Linked DNA regions of Homo sapiens: region 2 is linked to region 1. A link is an interaction called in ENCODE POLR2A ChIA-PET data of the cell type or tissue named here. Cell type or tissue: HepG2. All regions are shown on one strand. Links, peaks and the distances in the headings refer to the core of each region. The heading gives the core; the rest is flanking DNA.

Region 1 (4,261 bases), core at 262-4,261:
CGGGCAGATCACCTGAGGTCAGGAGTTCAAGACCAGCCTGGCCAACATGGCAAGACTCTGTCTCTACTAAAAAATACAAAAATTAGCCGGATGTGGTGGTGGTGCCTGTAATCCCAGCTACTTGGGAGGCTGAGGCAGGAAAATCACTTGAAATGAGCGGAGATCACACCACTGAACGCCAGCCTGGGTGACAGAATGAGACTCTGTCTCAAATAATAACAATAATAAATTTATAACACAGCATCTTCCTCTGTCACCCAGGCTGGAGTGCAGTAGCATGATCTCAGCTTACTGAAGCCTCAACCTCCCAGGTTCAAATGATCCTCCCACCTCAGCCTCCAGAAGAGCTGGGATTACAGGCAAGCGCCACCATGCCCAGCTAATTTTTTTTTTTTTAGACGGAGTCTCCCTCTGTCGCCCAGGCTAGAGTGCAGTGGCATGATCTCGGCTCACTGCAAGCTCCACCTCCCGGGTTCATGCCATTCTCCTGCCTCAGCCTCCCAAGTAGCTGGGACTACAGGTGCCCGCTACCATGCCCGGCTAATTTTTTTTTGTTTTTAGTAGAGATGGGGTTTCACCATGTTAGCCAGGATAGTCTCCATCTGACCTCGTGATCCGCCTGCCTGGGCCTCCCAAAGTGCTGGGATTACAGGTGTGAGCCACCATGCCCAGCCTTTTTTTTTTTTTTTTTTTTTTAAATTTACTTTTGAGACTTGGCTCACTGCAACCTCTGCCTCCCAGATTCAAGTGATTCTTGTCCCTCAGCCTCCTGAGTAGCTGGGATGACAGGTGGGTACCACCATGCCCGGCTAATTTTTGTATTTTTAGTAGAGACAGGGTTTCACTATGTTGGTCAGACTGGTCTTGAACTCCTGGCCTCAAATGATCCACCTGCCTCGGCCTCCCAAAGTGCTGGGATTACAGGTGTGAGCCACCACACCCGGCCTAAATAAATTTTTTTTTCCCACCAAACACAACAGTATTGTTTTGGTAGAAACCATGTCACCATTGCTACCCAAAATTTAGTGCCTAAAAAGAGAGGTGCTTATGGTGTCAAATTTCCATACGATTGTTATTTCTTAGTATGAAAGAAAGGATGTGAAGTAGCTCATTAATGATTTTCTACATTAATTACATATTGAAATAACGCTTTGGATGTATTGGGTGAAATAAAATATATCATTAAAATTAAATTGGCCGGATGTGGTGCCTCACGTCTGTAATACCAGCAATATTGGGTGGATCACCTGAGGTCAGGAGTTCGAGGCCAGCCTGGCTAACATGGCGAAACCCTGTTTCTACTAAAAATACAAAAAATTAGCCAGGTGCTGGCACATGCCTATAATCCCAGCTACTCGGGAGGCTGAGGCAGAATTGCTTGAACCCGGGAGGCGGGGGTTGCAGTGAGCTGAGATTGCGCCACTGCACTCCAGCTTGGACAACAAAAGCTAAACTCCATCTCAAAAAAAAAAAAAAAAAAAAAGAAAAAGAAAAACATTAAATTTCCTGGTATTCTTTTTTAATGTGGTTGCTGGGAAGTTTTCTTTCTTTCTTTCTTTTTAAAATTATTATTATTTTTTGAGATGGAGTCACCGTGAGCCACTGTGCCTGGCCTATTGCTGGGAAATTGTAAATTACATTCGGGGTAGAAAACAGTTTGGTGCTTCCTTGAAAAGCCTGAGAGATACTTATCACATCACCAGCAATCTCCCTCCTAGGTAGAAGCCCCAAAGAATTAACAACAAAAGGACGCAAACAGATACTTGTACACCCATGGTCACAGCAGCCTGACTCACAACAGAACAAACAGCCCAAAGGTAGAAACTACCCAGATGTCCATCAATAGAAGAACAAATATACCTAGTGTGATCCATCCACACAATGGAATATCACTCAGCCATGAAAAGGCTGGGCGAGGTGGCTCATGTCTGTAATCCCAGCACTTTGGGAGGCCGAGGCAGGTAGATCACGAGGTCAGGAGATCAAGACCATCCTGGCTAACACGGTGAAACCCAGTCTCTATGGAAAATACAAAAAAATTAGCTGGGCATGGTGGTGGGCGCCAGTAGTCCCAGCTACTTGGGAAGCTGAGGCAGGAGAATGGTGTGAACCCAGGAGGCGGAACTGGCAGTGGGCCGAGATTGTGCCACTGCACTCCAGCCTGGGTGACAGAGTGAGGCTCCGTCTCAAAAAAAAAGAGAAAACCTGTCTCTACTAAAGATATAAAAAAAAGAGCCGGCATGGTGGCACATGCCTGTAATCCCAGCTACTTGGGAGGCTGAGGCAGGAGAATTGCTTGAACCCGGGAGGCAGAGCTTATAGTGAACCAAGATTGCGCCACTGCACTCCAGCCTGGGCAACAGGGCAAGACTCTGTCTCAAAAAAAAGAAAAGGAGCGAGGCTCCCACACAGGCCACAGCGTGGATGAAGGCTGAGGACATCACATTCAATGACAGAAGCCAGACACAAAATGCCACACAGTGTGTGATCCCATTTCTGGGAAATGTCCAGGACGAGCCGATCCACAGAGACAGGAAGTAGAACAGAGGTGACTGGAGGCTGGAGAGGGGAGAATGTTTGTTTAACGGGTCCAGAGTTTCTGTTTGGGGTGATGAAAGTTTTGGAAAGATGCTGGAGTGATGGTTGCACAACACTGCACGCGATGCCACTGAATTGTATGCTTAAAAATGCCTAAATGCGCCAGGTGCGGTGGCTCACGCCTGTCATCCCAGCACTTTGGGAGGCTGAGGCGGGAGGATCACCTGAGGTCAGGAGTTCGAGACAAGCCTGGCCAACATGGTGAAACCCCGTCTCTACTAAAAATATAAAAATTAGCTGGGCATGGTGGTGCACACCTGTAATCCCAGCTACTCAAGAGGCTGAGGCAGAAGACTCACTTCAACCCAGGAGGCAGAGGCTGCAGTGAGCAACAAGAGCAAAACTCTCTCTCATAAAAAAAAAAAAAAAGCCTAAATGGTGAAGTTTATGTTATACATATATGTATGGATATATGGAATTACAATTTAAAAATAAGGTGGCTGGGCGCGGTGGCTCACACCTGTAATCCCAGCACTTTGGGAGGCCAAGGCGGGCGGATCACCAGGTCAGGAGATTGAGACCATCCTGACTAACATGGTGAAACCCCACCTCTACTAAAAATACAAAAAGAAATTAGCCAGGCGTGGTGGCGGGCGCCTGTAGTCCCAGCTACTTGAGAGGCTGAGGCAGGAGAATGGTGTGAACCCGGGAGGCGGAGCTTGCAGTGAGCTGAGATAGCACCACTGCACTCCAGCCTGGGCGACAGAGTGAGACTCCGTCTCAAAAAAAAAAAAAGGTAACACACCAAAAACCATTGACTTATTTACTTGTACACCTTAAGTTGGCTCACTGTATGGTATGTGAATTACATCCTGATGAAACCGTTTATTTATTTTTGAGACTGAGTCTTGCTCTGTTGCCCAGGCTGGAGTGCAGTGGCACAATCTCAGTTCACTGCAACCTCCACCTCTGCGTTCAAGTGATTCTCCTGCCTTAGCCTCTCAAGTAGCTGGGATTACAGACACACACCACAATGCCCAGCTAATTTTTGTATTTTTAGTAGAGACGGGGTTTCACCACGTTAGCCAGGCTGGTCTCGAACTCCTGACCTAAAGTGATCCACCCGCCTTGGCCTCCCAAAGTGCTGGGATTACAGGCATAAGCCACCACGCCCAGCCGATGAAGCTGTTTTAAAATGATGTAGGGTTGCCAGCTTTCTCTGTTGGGCCAAGTTGGTCTTAACCTTGCAGCAGGTGACCTGGGTGTGATGAAGTGATCCAGACACCCAGTCCCAAGCTCATGCCAAGGTTCTGGAAAGAGATTCAAAACACAAGCCCTCAGGGCACAGTCCGAGCCCAGAGTGGGAGGGAGGTTGAACTTTGACCAATTACTGCTTTGTACCATTGGACTCTAGAGCCTCAGGCACAGGTTAATTTTTATTTTTAAGACGGAGTCTCGCTCTGTTGCCCAGGCTGGAGTGCAGTGGCACTATCTTGGCTCACTGCAAGCTCCGCCTCCTGGGTTCACGCCATTCTCCTGCCTCAGCCTCCCGAGTAGCTGGGACTACAGGGCCCGGCTAATTTTTTGTATTTTAGTAGAGACGGGATTTCACCGTGTTAGCCAGGATGCTCTTGATCTCCTGACCTCATGATCCGCCCGCCTCGGCCTCCCAAAGTGCTAGGATTACAGGTGTGAGCCACTGCGCCCAGCCAGGCACAGGTTA
Region 2 (4,519 bases), core at 1-4,000, 92 kb before region 1:
TGGCTTCGAATCAGCCACAGTGGAAATATTTACACTACGGGAATTGGCAGACACTACCCAGGAGGCCTTTCCCCTCTGAGAGCCAGTTGTTAAATATTTAGCACTGACAGGTGCTGAGGAGATTATAAAGCCACATCGAAGCCATGCCATGTGGATCAGTGTGTCCCTTTGGAAGGGGGACACCAGGTGGAAATCTTCCTCATATCCTCACCCCTACTGGAAGTCATTGTCACTTATCACCTGTCCTCTCCAGTAGGATGAAAGTTCACCCCCTGAAAAAAAAACACGTGGAGGTCCTGCCTTCTCTAGAGGCCCCAGACTAGGAGGATCAGCTCCGGGGTGGCAGCAGGTGGAAGGCACTGGGTAGGGTGAGGATGTCCACCAGAGAGAGGAGACATGTGTGGGACTCTCCCGTGCCACAGGTGCTCCCTGCATCACGTGACCTGCACTGTCCCCCTCCCTGCCGTGGATTCTGTGACACCCCTGAACCTTTCCTGCCCTGACCTAGCCTCCACTGTCACCCACCACTTCCTAGTTGTTGATGGACCATTTAGTTAATTTGCCCCTTCCGCCCTCTCTAGCCAGAGCCTGGGCATTGGGGGAGAATAGGGATCCTGGTGACAGCTGCCAGAGGGCATGGAGAGGATGGCTGACTCAGAACCCATAAAAGTCGGCCTGGCACAATAGCTTACGCCTGTAATCCCAACACTTTGGGAGGCCAGGACAGGTGGATCACTTGAAGTCAGGAGTTCGAGACAAGCCTGGCCAACATGGAGAAGCTCCGTCTCTACTAAAAATTAGCCAGGTGTGATGGTGGGCGCCTGTAATCCCAGCTACTCGGGAGGCTGAGGCAGGAGAATCGCTTGAACCCGGGAGGCAGAGATTGTAGTGGGCCGAGATTGCACCACTGCACTCCAGCCTGGGTAATAGAGCCAGATTCCACCGTTTCAAAAAACAAACAAAACAAAACAAAACAAAAACCCATAAAAGTCAAAGTGGGCCAGGTGCAGTGGCTCACACCTGTAATCCCAGCATTTTGGGAGGCAGAGGCGGGCGGATCACTTGAGGTCAGGAGTTCGAGACCAGCCTGGCCGAGGTGAAACCCCATCTCTACCAAAAATACAAAAATTAGCCAGGCATGGTTGGCAGGTGCCTGTAATCCCAGATACTTGGGAGGCTGAGGCAGGAGAATTGCTTGAATTCAGGAGGCGGAGGTTGCAATGAGCCGAGATCGTGCCACTGCACTCCAGCCTGGGTGACAAGAGAGGGACTCCGACTCAAAAAAAAAAAAAAAAAGGCATAGTGGATGGAAACAGAAGTGGGTATACCCGGTCACTGCTGTGGGCCTGGTTCTCCCTCCTGTGGGTCTGAACACCTTTGCCAGAGATAAGGCGAAGTCCCCCAAAGGCAATGCCCAACAGCCTCTCCCCGCCTCCCCCCACCGCAGCTACTGTCAACTGGAGACCATCTTTAGCATCTACGTGTATGGAGCATTCCCCGTGCAGCTGGTCTCTGCTGGAGTCGTCATCCTACTGATCATCTCCAGCATCCTGGGGTCCGTTTGGCTGGCCTACAAGACCCCCAAGCTGCTACGCACAGCACGCGGCCGCAGGATCAAGAAGTGTGCGACACAGCTGTGTAGGAGATGCAAGACGGTCTGCCAGTTCAGGGCCTCAGCCACAGCCAGGGCAGGCACAGAGCCCCCGGGACGCCACCGCACTCCTCACGGAGGCAGGTCTGACCACTGAGGCCGGTCCACAGGGTCCCAACCCCTTGTCTTCAAATAAAGTATAATGTAACATAGCAGGAAGCAGTATGTATTCACCATTTTTTTTGTTTTTTGTTTGTTTTTGAAACGGAGTCTCGCTCTGTCGCCCAGGCTGGAGTGCAGTGACGCGATCTCGGCTCACTGCAACCTTCGCCTCTCAGGTTCATGCCATTCTCCTGCCTCAGCCTCCCAAGTAGCTGGGACTACAGGCGCCCGCCACCACGCCCAGCTAATTTTTTTGCATTTTTAGTAGAGACAGGGTTTCATCGTGTTAGCCAGGATGGTCTCGATCTCCTGACCTTCGTGATCCGCCCAGCTCGGCCTCCCAAAGTGCTGGGATTGCAGGCATGAGCCACCATGCCTGGCTTTTTTTTTTTTTTTTTTTTTTTTTTTTTTTAAGTATCAGTGTGGTCTCATTGTGTTGCCCAGGCTGAGAGTGCGGTGGTGTGATCACAGCTCACTGCAGCCTCAAACTCCCAGGCTTAAGTGATCCTCCCTCCTCAGCCTCCTGAGTAGCTGGGACTACAGGAACCACCACCACACATGGCTAATTTTACTTTTAGTTTTTGTAGAGACAGGGTCTCACTTTGTTGCCCAAGTTGGTCTCGAACTCCTGGACTCAAGCGATCCTCCTGCCTCAGCCTCTCAAAGTACTGGGATTATGGATGGGCCAGTGCTCTAGGGTTAGCCATCTCTCTGAGTGAGATGGAGTCTCACTCTGTTGCCCAGGCCGGAGTGCAGTGGTGTGATCTCAGCTCACTGCAACCTCTGCCTCCCAGATTCAAGCAACTCTCCTGCCTAAGCCTCCTGAGTAGCTGCGATTACAGACGCCTGCCACCATGCCTGGCTAATTTTTGTATTTTTGGTAAAGGCAGGGTTTCACCATGTTGGCCAGGCTGGTCTCAAACTCCTGACCTCATGATCTGCCCACCTCGGCCTTCCAAAGTGCTGGGATTACAGGCGTCAGCCACCGTGCCCGCCCCACCCCCGACCTTTTTTTTTTTTTTTTTTCGGAGACAGATTCTTGCTCCTTTGTCCTGGAGTGCAGTGGTGTGATTTTGGCTTACTGCAACTTCTGCCTCCTGGGCTCAAGTGATCCTCCCACCTCAGCCTCCCAAGTAGCTGGGACTACAAGTCCACGCCAGCATGCCTGGGTAATTTTGTTTTTTTACTATTTTTTTTTGTAGAGATGGGGTTTTGACATATTGCCCAGGCTGGTCTCAAACTCCTGAGCTCAAGCGATCCTCCTGCCTCAGCCTCCCAAAGTGCTGGGATTCTCAGTGAACCACTGCACCAGGGTCAGCCATCTCCTTTTAAGTGAAAATTTGGTCAGTCTCATGACTTCCGATTACTCTTTGGTTAAAAAAATATATATATAAAATATACATACATAAAAAATACATATATAAAATATATATATTAAAAATACATATAAAAATATGTATAAATACATATATATATTAAAAATACATATATATAAATACATATATAAATATATATTAAAATACATATATAAAAATATATATATTAAAAAATACATATATATATTCTGTGATCATTTTAAATTGCCCCACATAGCTACAACAGGCTGGGGCAGGGGGATCACTTGAGGCCAGGAGTTCAAGATCAGCCTGGACAACATAGCAAGACCCCCCATCTCTACAAAAAAATTTTTTTAGACATTAGCTGAGTGTGGTGGTGCATGCCTGTAGTTCCAGCTACTTGGGAGGCTGAGGTGGGAGGATCGCTTGAGCCCAGGAGGTCGAGGCTGCAGTAAGCCATGATCACGGCGCTATACTCCAGCCTGGGCAACGTAGCGAGACCCTGTCTCAGAAAGAAAAAAAAAAGCTACTGCTTGGGTCCTTGCAGACATCCACTGTGTGACCCTCACTCCACATTAATCTTCAAGAAAAGTGATCCAGGTCCTTGCCCCACTTCCTCATCAGCCAGGACCTCCCCGACACTTGGGATACCTGGTTTTAGTTTCAGAGATACCCCTAATGAGGCTTCGGGGAGAAGGAGTTGAAAAGCAGCTGAGAAAAGTGGGCTTGGGGCTGGGCGCGGTGGCTCACGCCTGTCATCCCAGCACTTTGGTAGGCTGAGGCGGGCGGATCCCCTGAGGTTAGGAGATCGAGACCAGCCTGACCAACATGGTGAAATCCCGTCTCTACTAAAAATACAATTAACCAGGTGTGGTGGTGCACACCTGTAATCCCAGCTACTCGGGAGGCTGAGGCAGGCAGGAGAGTCACTTGAACTCGGGAGGCGGAGGTTGCAGTGAGCCGAGATCACGCCATTGCACTCCAGCTTGGGCAACAAGAGCGAAACTCTGCCTCAAAAAAACAAAAGTGCACTTGGAGTCTCTCCCAGCCTGTGTCCCCACGGGTCAAACAGTGATGAATGGGGATCACTGCAGATGCCAGGAGGGCACATGGCACAGTCCCTGGGACAGGGGGACCCTGTCTTGAGGGCCACAGCTGCATGGCCCCGAGACACTACCCGGAGTTGTTTTTGTTTTTTGAAATGGAGTCTTGCTCTATTGCCCAGGGTGGAGTGCAGTGATGTGATCTCGGCTCACTACAACCTCTGCCTCCCGGGCTCAAGCAATTCTTGTGCCTTAGTCTCCTGAGTAGCTGGGATTACAGGCGCCTGCCACCATACCCAGATAATTTTTGCATTTTCTTTTTTTTTTTGAGACGGAGTCTCACTCTGTCGCCCAGGCTGGAGTGCAGTGGTGCAATCTTGGCTCAC

Evidence for each region. ChIA-PET counts read pairs that join two places held together with the same protein. Peaks named below come from ENCODE experiments on the same cell type or tissue, not always from the same donor. Only the 100,000 strongest peaks of a DNase experiment are listed, where the experiment ranks them.
Region 2: POLR2A ChIA-PET joins it to region 1 with 6 read pairs; 4 of 35 experiments call an interaction of 5 or more read pairs at or near these places.

What each region holds. Positions count from the first base shown.
Region 1 is chr19:5,868,605-5,872,865 of GRCh38, forward strand. FUT5 (fucosyltransferase 5) reads right to left here and starts at 1,936. Exons shown (of 2, transcript NM_002034.2): 1 at 1,861-1,936. RefSeq lists an enhancer at 2,394-2,688. In HepG2, for the core only: no CTCF peak of the experiment used is centred there; DNase peaks (open chromatin) are centred at 1,787, 2,577 and 3,887.
Region 2 is chr19:5,776,929-5,781,447 of GRCh38, forward strand. It overlaps CATSPERD (catsper channel auxiliary subunit delta), which reads left to right. Exons shown (of 22, transcript NM_152784.4): 22 at 1,448-1,806. The coding sequence ends at 1,748. Among named protein-coding and RNA genes, the nearest start is that of PRR22, 5.6 kb to the right of the region's middle. RefSeq lists a silencer at 3,804-3,982. In HepG2, for the core only: no CTCF peak of the experiment used is centred there; no DNase peak of the experiment used is centred there; H3K27me3 peaks cover 679 bases.